Linked DNA regions of Homo sapiens: region 2 is linked to region 1. The links are chromatin loops, found by intact Hi-C in ENCODE. Cell type or tissue: K562. All regions are shown on one strand. Links, peaks and the distances in the headings refer to the core of each region. The heading gives the core; the rest is flanking DNA. Region 1 has its middle 9.4 kb from the start of URB1-AS1. Region 2 has its middle 14 kb from the start of EPCIP.

Region 1 (10,208 bases), core at 1,061-9,060:
CCCATCCGAGGTCAAAGGCATCTCATCCAATAGTGTCAACCTATATTCAAATAGCCACTCAGGAGACCTCAGGTCAAGTCCCAGCTCTGCCACTGAGACAGAGGAACCCACAGAGGCACTTGACTCGCCTGTCTCTCACTTTTTCACATTTGCAAAATGAAAAAAATGAATGCTAAAATCCATTTTGACTCTAAAAACCCATAACCTATTTAAAATAGATGTAGGATTTCAAAAAAATCAGGCTAAATCTATACTGATTCTTTTCATTCCTGAGTGTTTTCTTAATTATGTATTCTCACCTTTTGCATATGCTATCAGTTTATATGTGAATCATTGTCTTTGTAAAAGAAGAATGCAGCACGTGCAAACTCTTGGAAGTTTTTGAAGCGTTGTGAAGGACTGAATTCAGATCCATGGGAAATTTTCAAGGCCGAGTGCAGTGGGTATCAGGCCTGTAATCCCAGCACTTTTAGGCCAAGGCGGGAGGATCACTTGAGGTCAGGAGTTCAAGACCAGACTGGCCGACATTGGGAAACCCCATCTGTACAAAAAAATACAAAAATTAAAATTAGCCAGGCATAGTTGCATGCACCTGTAGTTCCAGCTACTTGGGAGGCTGAGGAAGGAGAATCGCTTGAACCTGGGAGGTGGAGATTGCAGTGAGCTGAGATCGTGTCATTGTACTCCAGCCTGGGTGACAGGGCAAGACTCAGTCTCCAAAAAAAAAAAAAGGGAATTTTTCAGTGTGGGAATTCCCAAGTGTTCTAAGTGGCACACTCAGTTTCTGGGGGACACCATGGATTTCATCCTGGAGAAAGCAGGTGCCTTTTTCCCCATCGAGGGAGGCAGGAAGGTGCTGCTTTCAACAGAAGGCCTGAGGTGCCAGTGATCTGCTGCCTTCAGCAAATGCTACAGGGAGCCGGGCCAGCCTGGGCTGTAGCTGGGAACAAAGGGCAGAAACCCCTACTCCCTCTCTCCACCCTCCTTACTGCTCTTCCCTTCCTTCCGGGCACCAGGCACTCTTCCAACCTAGTGCTCTGCCATCATTAAGGAAAGTGTGCTAAAGGAAGGAAACTCCCTAGAACGTTGGAAAGCAGCAGCTCTGGTTCTGCTAAACCAAGCTTGCCTGGTCACGCTTTAGGGCAGTCGTTATTGGTGTGGGCTCTGTGGTCAGAGCTCAAAGATGCAAATCCCATCTCTGCCATGACTGGTACTTGTGTTGTGGATTGTGGTGGAGTTTAGAGCCTGAAGAGCCAGTCGGGACCAGGTGTGGTGGCTCATGCCTGTAATCCCAGCACTTTGGGAGGTCGAGGCAGGTGGATCACCTGAGGTCAGGAGTTTGAGACCAGCCTGGCTAACATGGTGAAACTCTGTCTCTAATAAAAACACAAAAATCAGCTGGGCATGGTGGTGCGTGCCTGTAGTCCCACCTACTCGGGAGGCTGAGGCAGGAGAATTGCTTGAACCTACGAGGCGGAAGTTGCAGTGAGCCAAGACCATGCCATTGCACTCCAGTCTGGGCAACAGAGGGAGGCTTCATCTCAAAAAAAAAAAAAAAAAAAAAAAAAAAAAAAAAAAAGGAGCCAGTCAGAGTAGAAGCTTCACACATGGGCACATGGGTAGCCATGACAATAAATATAATCATTTTATGGACTTTGCATATTATTTTTTATTGGGTATAAGATAGTGTTTGGTTTTAATTTATTTTTTAAATTTTGTTTTTTTGTTTTTGAGACAGTCTCACTCACTCTGTCGCCCAGGCTCGAGTACAGTGGCACAATCACAGCTCACTGCTGTCTCAGCCTTCCGGGCTCAAGCGATCCTCCTGCCTCAGCCTCCTGAGTGGCTGGGACCACAGGCGTACACCACCACACCTGGCTAATATTTTAAAAAAATGTTTAGTAGAGATGAGATCTCGCTATGTTGCCCAGGCTGATCTCAAACTCCTGAGCTCAAGTGATCCACCTGCCTTGGCCTCCCAAAGTGCTGGGATTACAGGTGTGAGCCACCGTGTTTGGTTTTAATTTGAACTCTTAGGTGGAAACAGTTTCCACCTTGTTCCTTTGAGTGACAGCAGCCCTGATCTTCTAGTGCAGGGGTCTCCAGCCTTGGGCCACCATACTGGTGAGAGAAGTGAGAGAAGCTTCATCTGTATTTACAGCCACTCCCCATGGCTCACATTACTGCCTGGCCTCTGCCTCCTTGACTGGAGTGAAGGAGTGACATGGGAATGTGAACCCTATTTGTGAACCGCACATGTGAGGGATCTAGGTTGCATGCTCCTTACAAGAATCTAATGCCTGATGACCTGTCACTGTCTCCCATCACCCCCAGATGGGACCATCTAGTTGCAGGAAAACAAGCTCAGGGCTCCCACTAATTCTACATTATAGTTAGTTGTGTAATTATTTCATTATATGTTACAATGTAATAATAACAGAAATAAAGTGCACAATAAATGTAATGCACTCGAATCATCCCCAAACCATCCCCCCAACCCCCATCTTTGGAAAAATTGTCTTACACAAAACTGGTCCCCATGTTCGGCACAGTGGCTCATGCCTGTAATTCCGGCACTTTGGGAGGCCGAGGCAGATGGATCACCTGAGACTAGGAGTTCAAGACCAGCCTAGGCAACGTTGTGAAAACTGAAAATACAAAATTAGCTGGGTGTGGTGGCAGGCACCTGTAGTCCTAGCTACTTGGGCTGAGGAAGGAGAATCGCTTGGACCCAGGAAGCAGAGGTTGCAGTGAGCCAAGATCACGCCACTGCACTCCAGCCTGGATGACAGAACAAAACTCCATCTCCAAAAAAAAAAAAAAAAAAAAAAAAAAGAGAATGAAAGAAACTGGTCACTGGAGCCAAAAAGGGTGGGGACCGCTGCTCTAGTGGGATACTGGAATGGCTTTTCCACCAGAACTTTTTTCTTCTTCCTGTGAACTGGCTGGGACACTCTCCTCAACCCTGGTTTTTGAATACCCTCTTCCCTCCCCACCTCTGGCCCACTCTGTTGGCCTCCTTAGGCCAGGCTCACTCCCTCATCCTTTTCCTCTGCTCAGCAGCATCCCTGTCCCTGAGCCCTCTGTGACACACCTGAGTTTTGGAGGCCTGGCTTTCTTCTGAAATGCCAGCCAAATCTGATTTGAGCTTTTCAAGTCCTCAAGGACCTGATATCACACACACACACACACACACACACACACATCCAAAAAGAAAAAATCATTTTTCTTTTAAAAATATTTTATAGTGGTAAAATATAGATATTTTTATATATGCATATATAAATATACATAAGTATATATGTATATATAAATACACAAATTTATATATAAATATTTTTATTGTGGTAAAATATACATAACATAAAATTTATCATTTTAACCTTTTTTTTTTTTTTGAGACAGAGTTTCACTTTGTAGCCCAGGCTGGAGTGCAGTGGCATGATCTGGGCTCACTGCACCCTCCACCTCCTGGGTTCAAGTGATTTTCCTGCCTCATCCTCCTGGGTAGCTGGGACTACAGGTGCTGCCACCATGCCTAGCTGATTTTTGTATTCTTAGTAGAGACAGGGTTTTACCATGTTGGCCAGGCTCGTCTCGAACTACTGACCTCAAGAGATCTGCCCGCCTCAGCCTCCCAAAGTGCTGGGATTACAGGTGTGAGGCACTGTGCCTGGCCCATTTTAACCATTTCTAAGTGTACAGTTCAGTGATATTAAGTACATTCACATTCTTGTGCAGCCATCACCACCCCGTATCCACAGAACTCTTTTTATTTTGCTAAACTGAAACTCTGTACCCATTAAACACCAACTCCCCATCCCCACCTCTCCCCAGCCCTGGCAGCCACCATTCTACTTCTGTCTTTATGGATTTGACTTCTCTGGGTACCTCCTATCAGCAGAATCATACAGGATTAATTGGCTTATTTCACTTAGCATAATGACCTCAGGGTGCATCCCTGTTGTTGTAGCATGTGTCAGAATATCCTTCCTTCCTGAGGTTGAATGATATCTTGTTGTATGTAGGTACCACATTAGCTTTTCTAGTGACTTTGTCTCTCCTAGAAGGAAGAAAAGAGAGGGGTAGTCACGGATATGCCCAGTCTGTTTCCCCTTGATCGGCAGCAGTTTTAAAAAAACAAGCAAAACAAAAACCTCAGCAAAAGTCTCAGAAGGGTGAGGGAGAGGTGGGGGAGGCTGAGGACTGTTGCACAGGCAGCTGGCTGGGGAAGGAGAAGGCTGGAGCTTCAGGCAGTTGTGGGTCCTGCACACCCAACCCCCGAATGCCACTAGGACTGTCAATGGCGCCCTCTGTAGGTGGGAATCTTAATTTATGTTTTAGGAGTGATGAGTGTGGTCCATGAATTTCAAAAATGTATTTTTATTATGGTGAAATATACGTAACATGAACTTTACCATATTAGCCATCTTAACTGTAAAGTTCAGTAACATTAAGTACGTTCACATTGTTGTGCAGTCATCATCAACTTCCATCTCCAGATCTCTTCATCTTCCAATATTGAGTCACTGCATCCATTTAAACACTAACTCTCCATTCCCCTCTCTCCTAGCCCCTGACAACCACCATTTCACTTTCTTGTTTGTTTTTTCTTTTTTTTTTAAGACAGAGTTTTGTTCTTGTTGCCCAGGCTGGAGTGCAATGGCGTGATCTCGGCTCACCACAACCTCCGCCTCCGAGGTTCAAGCGATTCTCCTGCTTCAGCCTCCCGAGCAGCTGGGATTACACGCATGAGCCACCATGCCCGGCTTATTTTGTATTTTTAGTAGAGACGGGGTTTTTCCACGTTGGTCAGGCTGGTCTCAAACACCCGACCTGAGGTGATCTACCCGCCTCAGCCTCCCAAAGTGCTGGGATTACAGGCATGAGCCACCGTGCCCGGCCTTCACTTTCTGTCTCTATGAATTTGACTACCGTGGGTACCTCATATAAGTGGAATTATACAGTATTTGTCCTTTTGTGCCTAGCTTATTTCACTTAGCATAATGTTTTCAAGGTTGTGAGAATTTTATCCCTTTTTAAGACTGAAAAATACTCCATGGTACGTATATACCACATTTTGTGTATCCATTCATCCATTGATGGACACGGATGGCTTCCACCTTTTGGCTATTGTGAGTAATGCTGCTATGAACATGGGTGTACAAAAAATTTACAAGTTTTAAATTTTCATTCTCAAGGGAAAGCTTAAGGCTGCCAAAAAAAAAAAAAAAAAAAAAAAAAAGAATCAAAGTCCGCAAAGGGAATTTAGAATTAATAAAAGTGAGCTCTGATCAAAGGTATAGACCAGAAGTTCTCAATCTTTCTCAGTTCATGGCACCTTTAGTGTCTCAATAATTTTTCAAGTGCTCCAGGACAAAACCCAAACCTAAACTGTTAAGTTTATTAAATAGCTATGTCCAAACAACATAAGTATTTGTGTTCTAATAATAAAGAAGCAGTTTACATATATACGTAAATACATATGATGGAAATAAAAATGTTTTCTTTTATTCTTTCTTTTTTCTTTTTTAAACAGAGTCTCCCTCTGTCTCCCAGGCTAGAGTGCAATGGTGTGATCCCTGCAACCCCCGCCTCCTGGGTTCAAGCGATTCTCCTGCCTCAGCATCCCGAGTAGCTGGGACTACAGGCGCTTGCCACCACTCCCAGCTAACTTTCGTATTTTTAGTAGAGATGGGCTTTCACCATGTTGGCCAGGCTGACTGTCCTCACCTCAGATTATCCGCCCGCCTTGGCCTCCCAAAGTGCTGGGATTAGAGGCATGAGCCACCATGGCCAGTCCTCCTTTATTCTTAAATAAGCACAGATAATTTCGAATGGGGTGTGTGTGCCCGTTGGACATGTCACTATTTCTTCAACCTTGAAATCAGATTGGATACCACACTATCATTTCTTGACCCGTGTTGATTTCAGCTTGGTGCTTGCTCTTTTTTTTTTTTTTTTTTTTTTTTTTTAGAGAGAGGTTCTTCCTCTGTTCCCCAGACCAGAGTACAGTGTCTCGATAAGCTCACTACAACCTCGAACTCATGGGCTCAAGTGATCCTCCTGCCTCTGCCTCCAAAGTAGCTAGGACTACAGGCAGGCACCGCCACACTTGGCTGATGCTTTTCATCATGGTAAGCCCCGGAAACCCAGCGTTGCAAAGCTGTGAACTCATCTCTTCATCTCTTCTTCCAAAGTAGCACAATCTTTTTTTTTTTTTTTGAGATGGCGTCTCACTCTGTTGCCAGGCTGGAGTGCAATGGCACGATCTCAGCTCACTGCAACCTCTGCCTCCCAGGTTCAAGCAATTCTCCCTGCCTCGGCCTCCTGAGTAGCTGGGATTACAGGTGCCTGCCACCACGCCTGGCTAATTTTTGTGTTTTTTTGGTAGAGATGGGGTTTCACAATGTTGGCCAGGCTGGTCTTGAATTCCTGACCTCAGGTGATCTGCTAGCCTCAGCCTCCCAAAGTGCTGCGATTATAGGCGTGTGCCACTGCACCCAGCTGGAAACTAGCACAATCTAATGTTGAATCTATGAACTACCTTGAGCCAGTAGTTTGCCTGGTAATGAACAGATGTCAAGAATTGATGGATTTCCCTCAACTTTTGAAAACATTCCAAGGCAATGTGGTGCTTTGGGCACTTTGGTGCCCAGTTTGGGAATGGCAAATCCAGACAATTCAAATGCTACGGAGACTTTACCTTGTCCAACCAGGCTCTGCATGAGCCACTCCAACTGGCCTCACTTTTACCATGATCGCCCTCCCTCCATTTCAGACACACTGGCCTTTTTGCTGTCCCACCTCAGTGCTTTTGCATTGGCTATAGCTTCTGCTTAGAGGGCTCTTTCTTACCTATCGGTTGCCTTGGCTTTTCTCCGTGTGTTAGGCTGTTCTTGCATTGCTCTAAAAGAATACCAGAGGGTGGGTTATTTATAAGAAAAGAAGTTTAATTGGCTCCTGGTTCTACAGGCTGTACAGGAAGCATAGTGCCAGTATCTGCTTCTAGGGAGGCTGCAGGGAGCTTTTACTCATGGCCAAAGGCAAAGAGGGACAAGACATCTCACCTGGTGGAAGCAGGAACAAGAGCTGGGGTGTGGGAGGTGCCACACACTTTTAAATGACCAGATTTCACGAGCAATCACTCACTATCTCAAAGACTGCACCAAGCCATGAGGGATCTACCCTGATGACCCAAACACCCACCATCAGGCCCCACCTCCAGCATTGGGGATTACAATTCAATATGAGATCTGGGTGGCACAAATATTCAAGCTCGATCACTCCCTAACTCATTCAGGGGTCTGCCATTCCCTGCCCATCCCAGTCACTCTTACCCACTTTATTCATCTTCATCTTCAGAGTATTCTTGGTGATCTGCCTGCCATTCTTTCCATCTTCCTGCAACTTAAGGGGCAATCTGCCTAAAATAAACCTCTCTGAAAATACGATTATGTTTGCAATTAGCAGTCCAGGGTGACTTCAATAGTGACAAAGGAAAATTACAGTATAGATGTCATTTAAATGTTAACACATTTAAATAGTAATGAACAGTAAAGACCAAAGAATGTAAATAAAATGAGGCTAATGCAGAAAATTTTCACAATTTAAACTAGCAAGCCAGGAGTACTCTGAGAGGAGATGTTAAATGAAGAGATAATGACAGTATCATGACACTGGCAGTCAGCTACCCCTGGAGATCTGTGGTTCCAAATTGCTCCCCAACAGGGGAAGAAATGTCCCAACCTCCCAATGAGAACTGCAAAGTCAAATTGCAAAGGGGCATGAATTCCAGGGTGGGAGGAATTTGTGACCATATTTTGTAATCTACCACACCACCCTTCTCCCACTGATTTTGGTGTTGTCTTGATCACATATCACATTTCTATAATGGTCTCCAGGTTCATCTATGTTGTCAAAAATATCAAGATTTCCTTCTTTTTTTTAAGGCTGAATAATATTTCATTGTATACTAAATACCGCATTTTTTTTTAACCCATTGATTTGTCGATAGGCATTTAGGTTGCTTCTGTAAATTGGCGATTATGAATAATGCTGCAATGAACAGGGAGTGCAAATATCCCTTCAATAACCTTATTTCAATTATTCTGGGTGTCTGCTGAGTGAAAGAAGCCAGTTACAGAAGGACAGGACTCATAAGCAGTACCTAAAATAGTCAAACTCATAGAAGCAGAGAATAGAATGGTGGTTACCAGGAGCCAGGAGGTAATTCATCAAATCATATACAGTAAATATGTGCCATTAGACTGCATATCAGTTATACCTTAATAAAGCTGTTTCAAAATTAAAAATAAAAAGTTCCTATCTATGCATAGGTCTTTGTTTTAACTACACTTTTCTCTTTCTTTTTTTCTTTCTTTCTTTTCTTCTTTCCTTCCTTCCTTCTTTCTTTTTTTTGAGACAGGGTCTCACTTTGTTGCCCAGGCTGGAGTGCAGTGGCACGATCTTGGCTCACTGCAACCTCCACCTCCTGGGTTCAAGTGATCCTCCTGTCTCAGTCTCCCCAGTAGTTGGGGTTACAGGCATGTACCACCACGCCCAGGTACTTTTTGTACTTTTAGTAGAGACGAGGTTTCACCATGTTGGCTGAGCTGGTCTCGAACTCCTGACCTCAAGTGATCCATCCACCTCAGCCTCCCAAAGTGCTGGGATTACAGGTGTGAGCCACTGTGCCTGGCCTTGACTACACTTTTTATTTTGAAATGATTCTAGATTTGCAGAACATTTGAAAAAAATTCCATACACTCTCAGCCAGTTTCATCTGATGTTTTACATTTCTCACGGTTGTAGGGTACATTTGCTAACTAAGCAACCAGCATTGGGACGTTACTATTAACTAAACGCCAGACTTTATTTTATTTGCGCTGTACTAGTTTTTCCCCTTCTGGCCTTTTTCTGCTCCAGGGTCCAGTCCAGGGTACCACAGTGCATTTTATCATTGTGTCTCCCATCACATCTGGTCTGTGGTCGTGTTTCAGTTCTTCATTGCTTTTCATGACCTCGACAGTTTTAAAGGGTACTGCTCATGTACTTTTTAGACTGTCCCTCAATTTAGGTTTCTCTGATGTTTTCCACACAATTGGGCTGGGATTTTGGGTTTCGGGAAGGATATACAGAGGCAAAGCATCTTCATCACATCACTTCAGGGGTACATCACAGTAACATGATTTATACATGACATTAACTTTGATCCCTTGGATAAGGTAGTGTTTGCCATGCTTCTCTATTATAGAGTTATCATTTTTCCCTCGTCATATTCCAGTATTTAAAAGTAGGTCACTAAACCTACACTAGGGAAGTGGGGAGGAGTATTTGAATTAAGCTCCACCTCTGGAAGCAGGAAGTATCTACATGTATTATTTGGATTACTTTTGTAAGGAAGATTTATCTCTTCTCCCCCATTTATTTACTTAGCAATCAATTTATTTTTATTTTATTATTATTATTTCTTTTAGAGATGAGGTCTTGCTAAACTGTTGCCCAGGATGGACCCAAACTCCTGGGCTCCAGTGATCTTCCTGTCTCAGCCTCCCAAGGTGCTAGGATTACAGGCATGAGCCATCATGCCTGGTGATCATCATTTTTTATATCAGTATAGACTTACATATATTTACTTTTTACCCTAGGTTATAATCCAATGCTATATTATTCATTTTGTCACCGAAACTGTTCCATTGGGAGTTCTTTCAAGTTGGTTCCTGTGACTCTTTGACATAGCTCCATTCTTTTGTTTTTGAAGCATTTCTTACTTTCTGGTACTACAAGATACTCCACACTCACCTTATGTGTTCCCTGTCCCAGCCCTAGAATCAGCCATTTCTCTAAGGAGTCCTGGTTCTTTTTATTTTTATATTTTTATTGTGTGTTTTTTTTTCTTTTTTCTTTTCTCTTTTTTTTTTTTTTTTTTTTGAGATGGAGTCTCACTCTGTCACCCAGGCTGGAGTGCAGCGGCACAAACTTGGCTCACTGCAACCTCCGCCTCCCTGGTTCAAGCAATTCTCCTGCCTCAGTGTCCTGAGTAGCGGGGATTACGGGTGCATGACACCACACCCAGCTAATTTTTGTATTTTTGATAGAGATGGGGGTTTTGCCATGTTGGCCAAGCTGGTCTCGAACTTCTGACCTCAGGTGATCCACCTACCTTGGCCTCCCAAGATATTGGGATTGCAGGCATAAACCACCAC
Region 2 (10,208 bases), core at 1,289-9,288, 420 kb before region 1:
AAGACCCTCATCAGTACAAAATATTTAAAAATTAACTGAGTGTGGTGGCATGCAACTTGTAGTCCCAGCTAGTCAGGAGGCCGAGGTGGGAGGATCACCTGAGCCGAGGAGTTAGAGGCCGCAGCTGAGCTATGATTGCACCACTGCATTCCAGTCTGAGTGACACAGCAAGACCCCATCTCCACAAAACAAACCTCAGAAAGCTTAGAATTAAAATGAAGAAGGTGATTGGGATAAAAAAAATTCATGATGGAGTAAGATAATAAATACAAACCTAAATATACCATAATAATATTAATGGCTCAAATTCCCACAGTAAAAACAGATTAGATTTAAAAATCAGTTATATTTGGCTGGGCGCAGTGGCTCATGCCTGTAATCCCAGCACTTTGGGAGGCCAAGGCAGGTAGATCACCTGAAGTCAGGAGTTCGAGACCATCCTGACCAACATGGAGAAACCCTGTCTCTACTAAAAATACAAAATTAGCCAGGCGTGGTGCCACATGCCTGTAATCCCAGCTACTTGGGAGCCTGAGGCAGGAGAAGAGCTTGAACCTGGGAGGCAGAGGTTGCGAAACTCCATCAAAAAAAAAAAAAAGGCCGGGCGCGGTGGCTCACGCCTGTGGTCCCAGCACTTTGGGAGGCTGAGGCAGGCAGATCATGCGGTCAGGAGATCGAAACCAGCCTGGCCAACATGGTGAAACCCAGTCTCTACTAAAAATACTAAAAAAAATGCTGGGGGTGGTGGTGGGCTCCTGTAATCCCGGCTACTCAGGAGGCTGAGGCAGGAGAATCGCTTGAACCCAGGAGGCGGAGGTTGCAGTGAGCCAAGATCGTCCCACTGCACTCCAGCCTGGGGGAAAGTGCGAGACTCTGTCTCAAAAAGAAAAAAAATCAGTTACATTCTATTTATAAAAGATAATCCAAAACATATGGAGGACAAGGGAATAAAGTGATGAATAAAGATATACCAGACAAATAGGAACCAAAAAAAAAATCTAGGATCGCCACATCAATTTTAGACAAAATAACAATAAAGAGGGTAACTAACATTCTGATTATCTAGAAAAGAGAGTAACTAACATTCTGTTGTTTAGAACAACAATTCTAGAGTAGAGGGCATCATATAAAATAGCGTCAAGGAGGAATAAGTTCCAGTGTTCTATACCATTGTAGGATGACTGTAGTCAAAAATAATATGTGGTTTCAAACAGCTAGAAGGAGGATATCAAATGTCCCCCATACAAACGAATGATAAATGTTTGAAATGATGGATATGCTAATTCTTGTTATTCTGATCACTATACTTTATATGTACCAAAACATCACTATGTGCCCCATAAATGTGTACAATTATTACATGTCAACTTAAATATATATAAAGCAATAATTCTAAAACAAGAGATTCTAAAATTAAATGGAAACATAGTGGGCTAAGAGTAGCTAAGGCAATCTTGAAGAACACTTCGGAGCTATTAAAATTTATAAAAGACCTATCATAAAACTCTAGTGGCCAAGACAGTAAGGTATCGGTACAAGAATGAAAAAAAACAATAGAACAGAATGGTGAGTTGAGAAACAGACCCACATATATACAGTCATCCAATTCATAAGAAATTGACAATCAGACAATTAAATTTGTTTAAAATCTTGACCCCTGACTCACACCAAAGATGAAAATCAATTCCAGACAGATCATAGATTAAATGTATTGGGTTAAACCATATGAAACTCCTATTTTTTATGTTGACTATTAGTAATTTCATATGGTTTAACTTAATAAAACAGTAAAACTTTTGTGATAGAGCATGGGAAAATATTTTCATGAAACTGAAGTAGCCAAAGGTCTATTTAACCAACACAAAAAATGTGATAATCATAGAGAAAAAATAAGTAAATTAAAACACATTAATATTAAAAACTTTCGGCCAGGCGCAGCAGCTCATGCCTGTAATCCCAGCACTTTGGGAGGCCAAGGGAGGTGGATCACCTGAGGTCGGGAGTTTGAGACCATCCTGACCAACATGGAAAAACTCCATCTCTACTAAAAACACAAAATTAGCCGAGCATGATGGCGCACGCCTGTAATCCTAGCTACTCAGGAGGCTGAGGCAGGAGAATCACTTGAACCTGGGAGGCAGAGTTTGTGGTGAGCTGAGATCACTCCATTGCACTCCACCCCAGGCAACAAGAGTGAAACTCTGTCTCAAAAAATAAAAAAGATTAAAAACTTTTGTTCATCAAAAGACAGTGTTAAGAGTGAAAAGTTAAGCCACAGAGTGGGAGAATATATTTAAAATACATGTATTCAACAAAGGACTCATTCAGATTATATAACGAACTCCTACAAAGCGATTTGTATTAAATGTCAGACAACCCAAAAGAAAAAAATGGGCAGAATTATGAGCAATTATGTCACCACACAAAGAAGATAGCCTTCAAATAGTTATCAAGAAAATGTCACCTAGGACCACAATTGTGTACACAAGAATGACTAAAGGGAAGAAGACACTATCAAGTGTGGGCAAGAGTGAGGAACAACGGGGACCCTCATATACTACTGGTCGGGGTGTAAAATGGCCCACCCACCTTAGAAAACTGTCAGGCGACATCTACTAAAGCAGAAACATATGTGTAGTCTGTGACCCAGCAATTTCAATCTTGGATGTATACTCAACAGAAATGTATATACATGTTCACCAAAACACATTTAGGAGAATGTTCATGGCTTCACTATTTATAATAGTAAAAGAACTGGATACAACCCACATGCCCATCTATAGTAGAATGGGACTAGGTACAGTGGCTCACGCCTATAATCCCAGCACTTTAGGAGGCCAAGGCAGAAGGATCGCTTGAGCCCAGGAGTTCAAGATTAGCCTGGGCAACATAGTGAGATCCCACTCTACAAAATAATTTTTTTTTAAAGATGAAAAATTAGCTGGGCATGTTGGCATATTCTTGTAGTCCCAGCTACTCAGGAGGTTGAGGTGGTAGGAACCCTTAAGCCCAGAAGTTGGAGGATACAGTGAACCATGATTGTGCCACTGCACTCTAGCCTGGGTGACAGACCAAGATCCTGTCTCAAACATTAAAAAAAATAAAATTAAAATAGTAGAATGGGTAAATAAATTGTGTAATATCCACACTTAGAATAATATTCAACAGTCAGTGAGAGCGAATCATCTGTAACTGTCTAAGACTACTCAGGCCCTATAACAAAACATCACCTATTGGATGACTTATAAAAACAGACATTTATTCCTCATGGTTCTAAAGGCTGGAAGTTCAAGATCAAGGTGCCAGCAGATTTGATGTCTGGTGAGGGGCACTTTCTGGTTCATAGATGGTGCCTTCTTGCTGTGTCCTCACATGATGGAAGAGAGAAAACGCTGGTCTCTCAGCTTCTTCTAAGGGCACTAAGTCCCATTCCTGAAGGCTCTACCCTTATGACGTAATCGCCTTCCAAAGGCCCTGCTTTCTAATACCATCGTCTCAAGAGTTAGAATTTCAACCTGTGAATTTTCAGACCAAAGCAAGAATATAAAGCACTCAAAAACAACCTCAGATATATATATAGAGAGAGAAAGAGAGACATTTTATATTTGCATATCAATAAATAGAACTGGGAAAATTAGTTTTTCATATAAAAAGTTATACCTAAATCATGCCATACTCAAAATTAATTATAGATAGATTTAAAACTCCAATGTGAAAAGGAAAGCTTTAAAACTTTGGGAAGAAAATATCAAAAATATCTTTATAAATTCAGAATAGTGAAGGACTCTGGGGCCAGGCTATCTGGGTTCCAGTCTCAGCTCTATGACTTACTAGCTGTGTGAGCTTGGACAGTTTCTCCCTACTCTTTACTTTCCACGTATGAAAAATAAGGAGAATAATGGCACCTTCTCACAGGGTCATTGAGAGGATTAAATGAATAATATGCATAAACTGTTTAAAATACTGACTGACACTTATTAAGTGCTATATGGGTTTTTGTTGTTTTATGAGTAGTACTGGTAGTTGTTATAAGGGACAGATACTTTCCAGTTGGAAGATATATGTTTTTAAAAGTTCAGAAAGTCTAGTAATTAAGGGAAGAAATGGATAATCAATATTGAAAGATAGCAAAAAAGAAAAATATAATAAAGAAAGGACAAATTAAGAATTTGTGAGCCCCTCATGTAAAAAACCAGACTAATGTAAATAAGCTGAATTACTCTATTAATCATTTAATCTGTGTATGTCTCCCCCACTGACCCCCAAGCTGTCCCTAACCAAGAATACCATGGGATTGTGTTCTTGTCTGCTTTCTTCCTGCTGTACTTCCACATTCTGAAATGCATTCCACAGGCAGGTGCATCTTGGGTTTCCAATAAAAATCAACCGACCAAGGGGGCGGAATCTCCAGGCTTGAACCCTCAAATACAGACAGGATTATGTGTTCTTTTTCTATTGGGAGGCATAGTTTTCTGGTAGGATACTGGCAAATCAGAAACAGCAAAACAGAGTCTTCTCAGGAGTTCAATAGACTTTGCAGCAAGACTCTTTTATATGCTCAAAATTTAAAATCATTCATGCACTTCTTCATTTTTAAAAAATAGTCTTTTAAGTTTATAGTATTTTCTTATGTTTTTCCAATATTGAAAAACTGCAATGTACAGTATTCTTATTCTCCTGCCAAAACAAATAGCATATTATTGCAGCTGTAACATTTTATGTCTTTGCCACAATAACTGTGGTTTTCCGCAGTAATTTTGCTATTATGCTATGATTTTTATTAGAAAATGTATTACTGCCATCTTAATTTTCTTAGCCAGTTTAACACATTTATGGCTTTTCTGCTTTGGCAAAGTGGTATTTCAAATACTGAAGAATAACTTTTTTAAATTCTATAAATCCTGGATGAAATTTAAACCATAAATTTCATTTCTGAATAATCAAATCAGAACATTACTGCAACTGTGTCATCGCCTAAAGCCAGTAATATTCCATGAGTTTGTAATAACATTATTTTGAGCAAGTCACACAAGGGGTAGTTTAGTGATCTGAAATGTCCAGGGTTTGCTATTTTTTCCCCAATAGTCCTTTTTTTTTTTTCTAAGATGGAGTCTCACTCTGTTTCCCAGGCTGAAGTGCAGTGGCATGATCTCAGCTCACTGCAAACTTCGCCTCCCGGGTTCAAGCTATTCTCCTGCCTCAGCCTCCCAAGTAGCTGGGATTACAGGCTCCTGCCACCACACGCAGCTAATTTATGTATTTTTAGTAGAAGACGGGTTTTCACCATGTTGACCAGGCTGGTCTTGAACTCCTGACCTCATGATCTGCCCTCCTCAGCCTCCCAAAGTGCTGGGAGGCGCAAAGTGCAGGCGTGAGCCACCATGCCCAGCCTCTTCCCCAATATTCTTGAAGAGATTTATAACAACACCGAATCTCAGATTTGATGGCTACCTGTTGAGAGAAATCAAGGAATGAGGAAGAATTTGAATGAGGAATGCAGGTGGCCTTTCTCGCCATCCTTTTGCCTAGTGGCCCCCTTTTTCACCAAGACAAGAGGCTGGTTTTTGTTTCTGGTTTTATCACATCAGACTCTGGCTCATAGCAAAAGCAGTCAGTCTCCTGTTGCTGCTTCATGGATAGCGCCTCTAACAGGCATTAATTTTTTGTTGTTGTCGTTATGGAGGAGTGTCAGCATACACTCTAATAGAACAGTCTGGAAAGACAAGTGTTGTTGGTAAACCCTAGGGACGTGAGAATCAAGTGTCACCAGTAGGTGGAGGACTTGATCAGAAATACACATGCCTTGGGGCCTATACGGAGTTGCCTGCTCAGCTATGGTTTGAAGCAGAATCTGAGGGGATGCTCATGGTCCAGTTTGGCAAATATCAGGGTGTGGTTATTTAGATGAGGCACAAGACTAACTGGAAGTGTGGGACATAAGTGAAAGATGGCACCAGGAGGTTGAAACTGTCCCTTAAACTGAGTCCTACAGGCACCCTCCCTTGGGTGACGGAGCCCCAGTTATTCCTGTGCACCCTCATAGTCTTCTGAGCCAGGGCCCTCTCCCCAGCTAGGTGGCTGATGCCCCAGAACACACCGTATGTGAAACTGTCAGTGGATTCCAGGCACCCGTCCTTTAGTAGGCAGCTAGCAGATCCCCAGCTTAGCAGAAGGCACAGGTTTGGTGGAGACTCAGAAACTAAGCCCAGCAAGTTCCCTCATCAGTGGCTCTCCACCTGGATACATAAACAACTTTTACAATGGTTGTTTAAATAACAGAGCTAGTTCGTCGCCCAGATCTCCTGTGTGTCCTCTCCGTCTTTTTTTTTTTTTTTTTTTTTTTTTGAGACGGAGTCTCGCTCTGTTGCCCAGACTGGAGTGCAGTGGCACGATCTCGGCTCACTGCAAGCTCCGCCTCCCGGGTTCACGCCATTCTCCTGCCTCAGCCTCCCGAGTAGCTGGGACTATAGGCGCCCACCACCATGCCCAGCTAATTTTTTGTATTTTTATTAGAGACAGGGTTTCACCGTGTTAGTCAGGATGGTCTCGATCTCCTGACCTCGTGATCCGCCCGCCTCGGCCTCCCAAAGTGTTGGGATTACAGGCGTGAGCCACCGCGCCCAGCCTCCTCTCCCTCTTAGACATATATTTTGCACACTGAGCTATTTGCACAATCAGGATTAACAAGCAAATAGCTGATGGAGGAAGGGTGAATTGGCTCTCTCTGCTTCAGCTGGGACATCCGTCTTCTTCTGCCCTTGGACATCAGCTCTCCAGCTTCTCGGGTCTTTGGGCTCAGACTTAGACTCACATCATTGGTTCCTCTGGGTCTCAGGCTTTTGGGCTGGGACTGAAACTATACCACTGGCTTTCCTGGACCTTCAACTTCCAAATGGCAGATGGAGGGACTTCTCAGCCTCCACAATTATGTGAGCTAATCCCTCATAATAAATCCCTTTCTTTACATCTATATATAGCCTATCAGTTCTGTTTATCTAATACATTTCCTTTCTGATTTCTTCAATTACTTCTTCTTTACAGCTTTAATGAGACATAATTCAAATACTACACAATTCACCCATGTAAAGTGCAAACTTCGTTGGTTTTAGTGTATTCACAGAATTGTGTAACCATCACCACAATCAATTTTAGAAGCTTTTCATCACCCCAAAAATAAACCCATGCCCATTAGCAGTCATTCCCCATTTCATCTCACCTCCAGCCCTAGGAAATCACCAATCTATTTTCTGTCTCTATGGATTTTCCTATTCTGGACATTTCATATAAATGAAATCATACCATATGTGGTGCTTTCACACTGGCATTTTGCACTTAGATAATGTTTCAAGGTTTATCCATGTGGCAGTATGTATCAGTACATCATTCTTTTTCGGTGCTGAATAATATTCCATTGTGTGGATATACCACATTTTATTTATCTATTCATCAGTTGATGGACATGGGTTGTCACCACTTTGGGGTATGATGAATAATGTTGCTATGAACATTCATGTACAAGTTTTTGTGTGAACATGTATTTCACTTCTCTTGGGTACATACCTCCCAGTGGAATTGCCTGGTCATATGGTAACTCTATCTTTAACCTTTCAAGGAACTGTCAGACTGTTTTCCGAGGTGGCTGCACCATCTATGACAGGCTGAGCATCCCTAATCTTAAAATTTCACATCCAAAATACTCCAAAATCTGAAAATTTTAAGCACCAACATGATGCCACAAGTGGAAGATTTCTCACCTGACCTCGTGTGATGGGTCGCAGTCAAAATGCAGGTGCACAATGCTGAAGATAACATAGTTAACACTGCAGAAAAATTGCCTCTAGACGACATAATGAAAACGTGTGATGGGCTCATTGAAGGACTAGAGCACCACGCATTCATAACAGAACAATAAATCATATCAGGTTTATAAAGTCAAAGAGAGACTTCTAAGACAAGAACAATTTACGCTTGACATTTATGCTTTAACGAGGCAGTTGATTCTGGAGGAAACATCTTTAAAAGCCATCCATCAGAATGCCTCCTGAGCCCCAGAGGACCCACTTCCTGGTCTCTCAATTGCTTCTGAAGTTTCTTCTCATCTAAAAAAATAAAATACAGTGCACAGTAACCTTTTCATCAAAACACAGCATCGTAGGTGGAGCCTGAAAACCTGCTGTTGTTTGTTGCTACTGCTGTTAAGCAGCTGATTCAGCTATTCCAGGGATGCTACTGAGCAGCTTGGTTGCCCTGAACACATTATGTTTTCACTGCATTGATGGCATTCCATGTTTTATTTATTTACTTTTTATTATACTTTAAGTTCTAGGGTACATGTGCACAACTTGCAGGTTTGGTACATAGGTATACATGTGCCATGTTGGTTTTCTACACCCATCAAGTCATCATTTACATTAGGTATTTCTCCTAATGCTATCCCTCCCCCAACCCCCCACCCCCTGACAGGCCCCAGTGTGTGATGTTCCCCACCCTGTGTCCAAGTGATCTCATTGTTCAGTTCCCATCTATGAGTGAGAACATGCAGTGTATGGTTTTCTGTCCTTGCGATAGTTTGCTCAGAATGATGGTTTCTAGCTTCATCCATGTCCCTGCAAAGGGCATGAACTCATCCTTTTTTATGGCTGCATAGTATTCCACGGTGTATATGTGCCACATTTTCTTAATCCAGTCTATCACTGATGGACATTCGGGTTGGTTCCAAGTCTTTGCTATTGTGAATAGTGCCACAATAAACATACGTGTGCATGTGTCTTTATAGTAGCATGATTTACAATCCTTTGGGTATATACCCAGTAATGGGATTGCTGGGTCAAATGATAATTCTAGTTCTAGATCCTCTAGGAATCACCACACTGTCTTCCACAATGGTTGAACTAATTTACACTCCCACCGACAGTGTAAAAGCTTTCCTATTTCTCCACATCCTCTCCAGCATCTGTTGTTTCCTGACTTTTTAATGATTGCATTTCTAACTGGTGTGATATGGTATCCCATTGTGGTTTTGATTTGCATTTCTCTGATGACCAGTGATGATGAGCACATCATCATGTGTCTGCTGGCTGCATAAATGTCTTCTTTTGAGAAGTGTCTGTTCATATCCTTTGCCCACTTTTTGATGTGGTTGCTTGTTTTTTTATTGTAAATTTTTTTGAGTTCTTTGTAGATTCTGGATATTAGCCCTTTGTCAGATGGGTAGATTGCAAAATTTTCTCCCATTCTGTAGGTTGCCTGTTCAGTCTCATGGTAGTTTCTTTTGCTGTGCAGAAGCTCTTTGTTTAATTAGGTCCCATTTGTCTATTTTGGCTTTTGTTGCCATTGCTTTCAGTGTTTTAGTCATGAAGTCCTTGCCCATGTGGTCCTGAATGGTACTGGATGGCATGCCATATTTTCTACTGATCAGTACTCATGCAAATAAGTGTAAGAAAATGATTTTTATTTATTTATTTATTTATTTATTTATTTATTTTTAAGACAGAGTCTCGCTCTGTCGCCCAGGCTGGAGTGCAGTGGCATGATCTTGGCTCACTGCAACCTCCACCTCCTGGGTTCAAGTGATTCTCCTGCCTCAACCTCCCAAGTAGCTGGGATTATAGGCCCGTGCCACCACGCCTGGCTAATTTTTTGTATTTTTAGTAGAGATGGGGTTTTACCATGTTAGCCAGGATGGTCTTGATCTCCTGACCTCATGATCTGCCCTCCTCAGCCTCCCAAAGTGCTGGGATTACAGGCGTGAGCCACCGCACCTGGCCAAAAATGATTTTTATCACTAGCATATATATTCAGAGTCTGGAATAACAGTGATACCAAACAGCAATGCCCACACGGGTGGCTGAGATAGTGACACTTGCTTTCAGATGGTTCAATGTATACAAACTGTGTTTCATGCAAAACATTATTTTAAATATTGTATAAAATAACTTTCAGGCTATGTGTATCAGGTGTATTTGAAACATAAATAAATGTCCTGTTTAGATTTGGGCCCCATCCCCTTATATCTCTCATTATGTACATGCAAATATTTCAAAATCCAAAGAGCATCTGAAATCCAAAACACTTCTGGTCCCAAATATTTTGGATAAGGGAAACTTAACCTGTACTTCTTATCTTAAAAGTTTATTTACTATTCAATTAATTTTTACCTCATTTTCCTATGATTTTATTTTTAAGAATTTATTAATCCCATATAGACT

The links. A loop is a pair of places that touch in the nucleus more often than their neighbours do. Peaks named below come from ENCODE experiments on the same cell type or tissue, not always from the same donor. Only the 100,000 strongest peaks of a DNase experiment are listed, where the experiment ranks them.
Region 2: a loop joins it to region 1, with 6 times the contacts of the local background. A loop is called at or near these places in 3 of 110 quality-filtered maps.

The regions. Positions count from the first base shown.
Region 1 is chr21:32,397,424-32,407,631 of GRCh38, reverse strand. No RefSeq gene overlaps it. Among named protein-coding and RNA genes, the nearest start is that of URB1-AS1, 9.4 kb to the right of the region's middle. In K562, for the core only: a CTCF peak has its summit at 4,311 (motif pointing left); a DNase peak (open chromatin) is centred at 4,271; H3K27me3 peaks cover 2,422 bases.
Region 2 is chr21:32,822,348-32,832,555 of GRCh38, reverse strand. No RefSeq gene overlaps it. Among named protein-coding and RNA genes, the nearest start is that of EPCIP, 14 kb to the right of the region's middle. In K562, for the core only: a CTCF peak has its summit at 5,773 (motif pointing right); a DNase peak (open chromatin) is centred at 5,775.